Linked DNA regions of Homo sapiens: regions 2 and 3 are each linked to region 1. Evidence: read pairs that join two places in POLR2A ChIA-PET (ENCODE). Cell type or tissue: Caco-2. All regions are shown on one strand. Region 1 overlaps NECTIN2 (nectin cell adhesion molecule 2). Region 2 overlaps RELB (RELB proto-oncogene, NF-kB subunit). Region 3 has its middle 17 kb from the start of IGSF23.

Region 1 (2,500 bases):
GCTGCATGAGGGCATCACGGGCATGTCCTTACTGGGTCCCACGACAGCCTTGTGAGGCCGATGGAAACACCTGCCCCGTGTTACAGAGGAGGCATGGAGGCTTGGGAGAGCAGAGGTGACGCGGGTAAAAACCTGTCCCTTACTGAGCCTGGGAGTTCAAGGACCAAGGGCCGCCCCTCCCCCCGTCTTTGCTTTTCCAGTTGAGAGGAGCTGGAGGGAGCTGCCGCCACTCCCAGGGAGCCACTGAAAAGTCCCCTGGGGTGATCCCTGGGGGCAAGGATGGAGAAGGAGGGGAGCCACAGTCGGGGTGGCCAGAGGTGGGACTTCCCCAGCACCCCCCGCCTGCCCCATGCCCTCAGGGCCCCTAAGAATGGGAGTGGGGAGCAGCCCTCCCCTCCCGAGACCCCCAGCAACCTGGGGGAGTTGAGGTCTGAGGCTCCACTGGATCACAGCCCTCTGGCCTCATTCTCTCAGGACGCAGGGAACCTGGCTGAGCCCCTGCTGTCCCCACCCCCACCTCCACCCGAGGGCCCAGGAGTCCAGAGAACTCCTGCCTCTGATGGGTCTGGCCACACCATCCAGAAAGGCAGCCTCTGTCCTGGGACCCAGGAGTCCAAATGTCCAGGCCTCTGAGTCCCCAATCCAGTGACCTGAATCCTAGTTGCACGAGCCTTGCGGTTCTCGGCCATCCAATGCGTCTTTCAAGGATCCAAGTGGTCCGAGCCCCACAGCCTTCCCCAGTCTAACCCCTGCCAGGCTCTCGTTCCCCGGGGGCGTGGATCAGCTCTTCCCAGCCCTGGGACCTAGGAGTCCCTGTCCCACCCTCTCTTTCCCCAACATGCAAGGAGGGGGTCTGATGTATTACAAGACACCCCTGATGTTTTCCTCCAAGGCATTTATTAACTCCTGAGTGTCACGGGGCCAGGGGAAGGCTGGAGCCAAAACCAAGTCTCTGGGGGCGGGGGTCCTCTCTGGATCCCCACTACTCAGCTCCCCGGGCTCCCCATGCAGCCCTAGAGACGGGAGAAGTCCAGTGTGCTGTTCCACCTCCCTCCAAGTCCCAAGAAAGTGGGAGGCAGTGTTCCACTCCAGTGTCGTCCAGACGAACAAGTCCAACCAGTCTGGAACCCTAGGCCGGCGTGGTCAGGTCGGGGGCGGGAGGGCCGGGCCTGGCTCTGTCTCTGTCTGTGTCCAGGTCACACATAAACTGCCCGCCGTGAGATGAGGGAGCCGTCCAGCTGGGACTCCATGTCATCCTCGAGTGCTGGGGGTGGAGGCAACATGAGGCCTTTCTCTGCCTTCTCTTCCTCCTCCTCCTCCTCCTCATCCTTGCCATCTGGTTCCATGGGACCAGGGACTACTGGTGTCCAGAAGACGGGGTCCCCATTTCCCAACACCTGAGCTTTCGGATCGTAGAATCCCCCGTCGCCACTGGCTCCTCCTCCTGCTCCTCCAGGGCTCTTCCTCCTCCTCCTCACCCTCAGCAGGATGAAGGCCAAGGACCCCCCAGCCAGAAGCAGCAGCACCAGCAGTGTCCCCCCCACGGCCCCCCACACCAGCGGGCCCACATCTCGGGGCGAGGCCCTGGGGGTTTCTGAGGAGAGAGAGAAGGAGGGGTGAGAGAGAGAGAAAGGGAGACACAAGATCACGAGGATCGCTCTGGGGAGTGAGGGGGTGGGGGAGATGCAGGATAGGCGGGGATGGAGGGAGCGGGAGTGACCAGAATGAGGGGGTGACTCTGGGCAGAAGAATGGAGGAGGAGGAGGAGGGGGGTGGGGAAGCAGAAGCCCCTCCGCCCTTCGCTACAGCCTGAGCACCACTTTGTACAAGGAGGGGGATGCCAACCGGTGGTCCCCAGGTGTTAGTGTTTTGCAAAATTTAAATTGCTAGCCAACCTTTCAAAAATCAGGCGATTTCACTTAAAAATCCAGGTTTCTCTTAGGGGGACAAATCAGATCTAGCAACACCAAACTCCCATGTCTGGCGATCGCCGTAGCCGAGTGGAAGCTGGCTATTTGGATGCAATAGATCTGGCCGCCCGGTCACTGGCCAGGACCCTGGTGCCATCTGACTTCGCAGCCCTCCCTGAATGTGCTGTGGGGTCCTCACAAAGCTATGAGCTTGGGGGCCACACCCCCTCGGGGGAGGACAGCTGGGTTTCAGTGGGAGGCTGTCTGATCCCAAAGCTCTCTGCAGAGGGCCACAGATTCCTGATAATTCTGCCCTCTTGAGTGGCTGGGAGCATTTATTCCAAGTGCCGTGGCTGCCTCATCTCTAGGCCACTTATCCCCAGTGTGTAAAATGGGGTTCTCACAGACCGGGACAGTGGGACTTCCTTAGTGCTCCCTGCAGGGGCTGAGCAGGTGGGGATGGGGGATGGGAGGTAGTGGGGAGGCGGAGAGAGAGAGGAAGCCATGAAGTGCTGAGGAGGGCAGTGTGAGCAGGGAGGGATGGGGCTCCTGGGCCCCAAGCCAGGGACAGAAGTCAATGTAACCAGAAC
Region 2 (2,500 bases), 150 kb before region 1:
AAGCTATGACTGCACCACTGCATGACTGCCTAGGCAACAGAGTGAGACCCTATCTCTAAAAAAAAATAATAAAAATAATTTTTAAAAAATGTTTAAGGGAGACCCTCAGACCTCAGGGAGAGTTGATGGGGTCCCAGGTGAGAGAAGGTTCCTTGAGGAGAGTTTGATAGACTGTAATCATGTAGTGGACACCTGTTGTTTTCCCCATCTAGTAGTCCTGACCCCTCTTCTTTTAACAGCCTCCAATTTTCCCTCAAGGGACCACCCCTCATCTTAGTAACTGGGATTGGGCAGGGCTGAGCCCACTTCCTAGCTCAGCAGTAATTGAGCGCATGCCCCAGACCTGGCCAATCAGAGCAGTGCATCCCTCTGGCCAAAGCTGATTTGTCAAAAAGGAGCAAATGACCAAAACCAGGCCAATGAGAGATAGACCTGAGACTTTAAGCAAAGCTATTAGGTAAGAGAAGCTAAAAGCAGCTTTGGGAGTCGGGGAGAGGTGCCAGGCAGGTAGGATATAAGCATGGATTCTAACATGGAGGAAGAACAGCTGAGAGACAGAAAGAGACAGATATCTAATGACATCACTGAGGCCCTGGATGCAGCCAGACCTGAAGCACTATGCTACATCTGCATTTTTTCTCGTTAATAGAACAAATAGAATAACTTATTCTCTTTTTTCCCCCTTAAGCCTATTTAAGTAAGGATTCTTTTTTTTTTTTTTTGAGAAGGAGTCTCGCTCTGTTGCCCGGGCTGGAGTGCAGTGGTGCGATCTCGGCTCACTGCAAGCTCCGCCTCCAGGGTTCACGCCATTCTCCTGCCTCAGCCTCCTGAGTAGCTGGGACTACAGGCGCCCGCCACGACGCCCGGCTAATTTTTTTTTTGGATTTTTAGTAGAGACGGGGTTTCGCCATGTTAGCCAGGATGGTCTCGATCTCCTGACCTCGTGATCTGCCCACCTCGTCCTCCCAAAGTGCTGGGATTACAGGCGTAAGCCACCTCGCCCGGCTAAGTTGGGATTCTATCACTTGCATCCATAAATGCCCTGACTGAATTAATATCCCATTTTGATGCTTACAGCAGTCACTATGGGTTGGCTAAAACCTACCAGTTATTCCCAGTCCCCTCTTCTATGCCTGTATCCCTCTATAGAGGGTGAAAAATCTAAGCACTTGCTTTCCCAGACCACCCTGCAACTAGGAGTGGCCATGGGACCAAGCTCTGGCCACTGAAAAATAAGCAGAAGTCTACCAGGGTGATTCTGTGGAATATAATGCACTCTCTCAGAAAGGGAGAGAGATTATTACTTATGCTGCCTCTTCCCTTGGGCTGCCTGGTATAGTTGTACAGATTGTTCATTCTACAACACTAGAAGATTCCATTTTGGGTTTGATGTTTTTTTTTCTTGTTTTTTGAGACGGAGTCCCTCTCCATTGCCCAGGCTGGAGTGCAGTGGTGCAATCTCAGCTCACTGCAACCTCCGCCTCCCAGGTAGCAGGGATTACAGACGTGTGCCACCATGCCCAGCTAATTTTTGCATTTTTAGTAGAGACAGGATTTCACCACTTGCTCTGTTGCCCAGGCTGGACTGCAGTGGCATGATCACAGCTCACTGCAGCCTCAACCTCCTGGGCTCAAGCAATCTTCCCACCTCAGCCTCCAAAGTAGCTGGGACTACAGGTGCATGTCACCATGCCCAACTAATTTTTTTTTTTTGAGATGCAATCTCACTCTGTTGCACAGGCTGGAGCGCAGTGACGCGATCTCGGCTCACTGCAACCTCCGCCTCCCGGGTTCAAGCAATTCTTCTGCCTCAGCCTCCTGAGTAGCTGGGATTATAGTCGCCTGCCACTGCGCCCAGCTAATTTTTGTATTTTTAGTAGACAGGGTTTTGGCATGTTGGCCAGGCTGGTCTCAAACTCCTGACTTCTCAGGTGACCTGCCCGCCTTGGCCTCCCAAAGTGCTGGGATTACCGGCATGAGCCACCGTGCCTGGCCACCCAGCTAATTTTTAAATTTTTTATAGAGACAGGGTTTTGCCAAGTTGCCCAGGCTGGTCTTGAACTCCTGGGCTCAAGCAATCCTCCCACCTCGACCTCCCAAAGTGTTGGGATTACAGGCGTGAGCCACAGCGCCTGAGCCATTCATGCCTCTGTAAGCGGGACATTCTGACACCTGCAGCCAAGGGCAATCCTAACGGCCACAGCACTCTCAACTCACTCTTGTCATAGACGGGCTCGGAAAGCACAGGATCCATCCGGCGCATCTGTCCCTGCTGGTCCCGATATGAGGCCTGGAAGCAGATCCTCACCACATTCATGTCTACTTCCTGATGGTTCTTCAGGGACCCAGCTGTCGGGGGAGATATGGGGAGGCTGAGGGTGGGAAGTGGAGACCCTCTCTGGGGTACAGGGGAACGGGGAAGGGATGGGGCTGGAGGAGACGGTGGGGCCTGGAGTGGTGAGGGGACCAGGGTGAGCACGGAAGTCAAGGGGTTTGGGAG
Region 3 (2,500 bases), 280 kb after region 1:
GTTTCCTTGTTTGCTGCTCCACATCCTTGCCAATCCTTGTTATTTTCGTTTTTGTGATGGTAGCCATTCTAATAGCTGCGAGGCAATATCTCATTGTAGTTTAGATGTGTCTTCCGCTAATGATTAGGGATAGTTGAGTATCTTTTCATGTACTTATTGGCCATTTATTATGTTCTTTGGAGAAATGTCTATTCAAGTTCTTTTTGCCCATTAAAAAAATTGGATTTTTTTTTAAAATAGTTGTATTCTGGAAGTTTTCTATATATTCTGGATATCAATCTCTTATCAGAAATATGATGTGCAGCTGGGCATGGTGACCCACATCTGTAATCCCAGCACTTTGTGGGGCTGAGTTGGGAGAATTTCTTGAGCCCAGGAGTTTGAGACCAGCCTAAGCAACGTAGTGAGAACTCATCTTCACAAAAATCTAAAAAATTAGCCAGGCATGGGGCAGCACGCACCTGTGGTCCCAGCTACTCGGGAGGCTGAGGTGGGAGGATTGTTTGAGCCCAGGAGTTTAAGGCTGTAGTGAGCTGTGATTGCACCACTGCCCCCCAGCCTGGGTGACAGAGCAAGACCCTTTCTCAAAAGAAAAAGAAAGAAGGAAAGAAGTAAAGAAAGAAAGAAAGAGAGAGATAGATAGGAAGAAAAAGAAAGAGAAAGAAGAAAGAAAAAGAGAGAGAGAGAAAGGAAGAAAGAAAGAGAGAAAGAACGAAAGAAAGAAAGAAAAAAAATATGATTTGCAGATATTTTCTACAGGCGCACACCTGGCAGGCTGAGGTGGGAGGATCACCTGAGTCTGGGAGGTTGAAGCTGCTTGAGCCAATACTGTGATCCTGCCACTACACTCCGGCCTGGGTGACAGAGTGAGACACTATCTCAAAAACAGGCAAACAAACAAACAGCCTAAATCATATCTCGCCCCTTCTCTGCTCAAAGGCTCCAGTCTCAGGCTGAGTCAAAGCCAAAGTCCACAGTGACTGTCTAATCCACACCCGCCCCCTCCCGCCCTGCAGTTCTCCGCCCTCTCTTTTTACCCTCTCCCCTCACTCACTTTCCTCCAGCCACACCCTCTATCCCTGTTCCTCACACAGCCAGGCTACCCTCCAGCTCCAAGTGGACCTCTGCCCTGGGACGCCCTCCCGTCTAGATGGTCCTCTCCCGGATCTGCCCTGGCTTCTTCCCTCACCTCCTCCAGGTCTGCTCAAGCATCTCCTCCTCCAACCTCCTAGCATTGTAACATTTCTCATCTCCCTTCCCCGTTCCTGCCTTCTCCATGGCATTGACCATCCTCAGACAGACCCTGTAATTTACCCATTTGCCTTGTTCATTGGCTGTCTCCCAGCTGGACGTCAGTTCCTCAAGGGCAGGGACTTGGTCCTGCACCCTGCCACATCTCCAGCACCCAGCACAGTGCCTGGCTTCATTAATTCATTAATTCTTTCATTCAACATTCAACTATGAAGGCTCAGCTGAGTTCCAACTGGCAGGAGTGTTCGTTAATTTTTTTTTTTTTTTTTTGAGGCATAGTCTTGCTCTGTCACCCAGGTTGGAGTGCAGTGGAGCAATCACTTCATTGTAACCTCAAACTCCTGGGCTCAAGAGATACTCCTACCTCAGCCTCCCAAGACCACAGGTGTGCGCCACCACACTTAGCCTATTTTAAAAGAATTTTTGAGGTGGGGCACAGTGGCTCACGCTTGTTATCCCAGGACTTTGGGAGGCTGAGGCAGGCAGATCACTTGAAGCTGGGAGGTCGAGACCAGCCTGGCCAAAATGGTGAAACACTGTCTCTACTAAAAATACAAAAATTAGCCAGGCTTGGTGACATGTGCCTGTAATCCCAGCTACTCAGAGGCGAGGCAGGAGAATCTCTTGAACCTGGGAGGTGGAGGTTGCAGTGAGCAGAGATCATGCCAGTACACTCCAGCTTGGGTGACAGAACAAGACACCATCTTGTTTTGTTGTTCAGGCTGGTCCGGAAGTCTTGGCCTGAAGCAATCCTCCTGCCTCAGCCTCCCTGATTGCTGGGATTACAAGCCTGAGCCATCGGGTCTGGGAATAGCTGTTGAATGGGTCGGCCAAACAAATATCCCAGTGCTGCCTTCCTCCTAAGCCCCACTCAAGTCCTCCTGGCTGCCCGCAAAGGCAGCTCCCTTTCCTTTCTTTCCTGGTGATCACTCTCCCGTCCCTGGCCCCTAACTATGACCTCTTCTAAAAGTGCCCCTACCCCCAGGCGCACCTCATTCCTCCTTCCTCTGCTCCACATCCCTTAGTCAATCCCTTCATGAAAGCATGTTTTTCACACTGCAAAAAAAGCACACAGTGAAGCTGTCCTATTCTATAGGCTTATATATAAGCCTATAGAATATTTTTTTTGAGGTGGAATTTCACTCTTGTTGCCCAGGCTGGAGTGCAGTGGCGAGATCTCGGCTCACTGCAACATCTGTCTCCCGGGTTCAAGCAATTCTCCTGCCTCAGCCTCCTGATTAGCTAGGAT

What was found. Peaks named below come from ENCODE experiments on the same cell type or tissue, not always from the same donor. Only the 100,000 strongest peaks of a DNase experiment are listed, where the experiment ranks them.
Region 2: POLR2A ChIA-PET joins it to region 1 with 6 read pairs; 4 of 35 experiments call an interaction of 5 or more read pairs at or near these places.
Region 3: POLR2A ChIA-PET joins it to region 1 with 6 read pairs; 2 of 35 experiments call an interaction of 5 or more read pairs at or near these places.

What each region holds. Positions count from the first base shown.
Region 1 is chr19:44,877,317-44,879,816 of GRCh38, reverse strand. The region is part of intron 5 of NECTIN2 (nectin cell adhesion molecule 2); the gene reads right to left. Among named protein-coding and RNA genes, the nearest start is that of TOMM40, 13 kb to the left of the region's middle. RefSeq lists enhancers at 1-81, 82-931. In Caco-2, no CTCF peak of the experiment used is centred here; a DNase peak (open chromatin) is centred at 1,115.
Region 2 is chr19:45,025,455-45,027,954 of GRCh38, reverse strand. It overlaps RELB (RELB proto-oncogene, NF-kB subunit), which reads right to left. Exons shown (of 12, transcript NM_006509.4): 7 at 2,218-2,349. Among named protein-coding and RNA genes, the nearest start is that of CLASRP, 12 kb to the left of the region's middle. In Caco-2, no CTCF peak of the experiment used is centred here; no DNase peak of the experiment used is centred here.
Region 3 is chr19:44,595,498-44,597,997 of GRCh38, reverse strand. No RefSeq gene overlaps it. Among named protein-coding and RNA genes, the nearest start is that of IGSF23, 17 kb to the left of the region's middle. RefSeq lists an enhancer at 1,014-1,838. In Caco-2, no CTCF peak of the experiment used is centred here; a DNase peak (open chromatin) is centred at 1,027.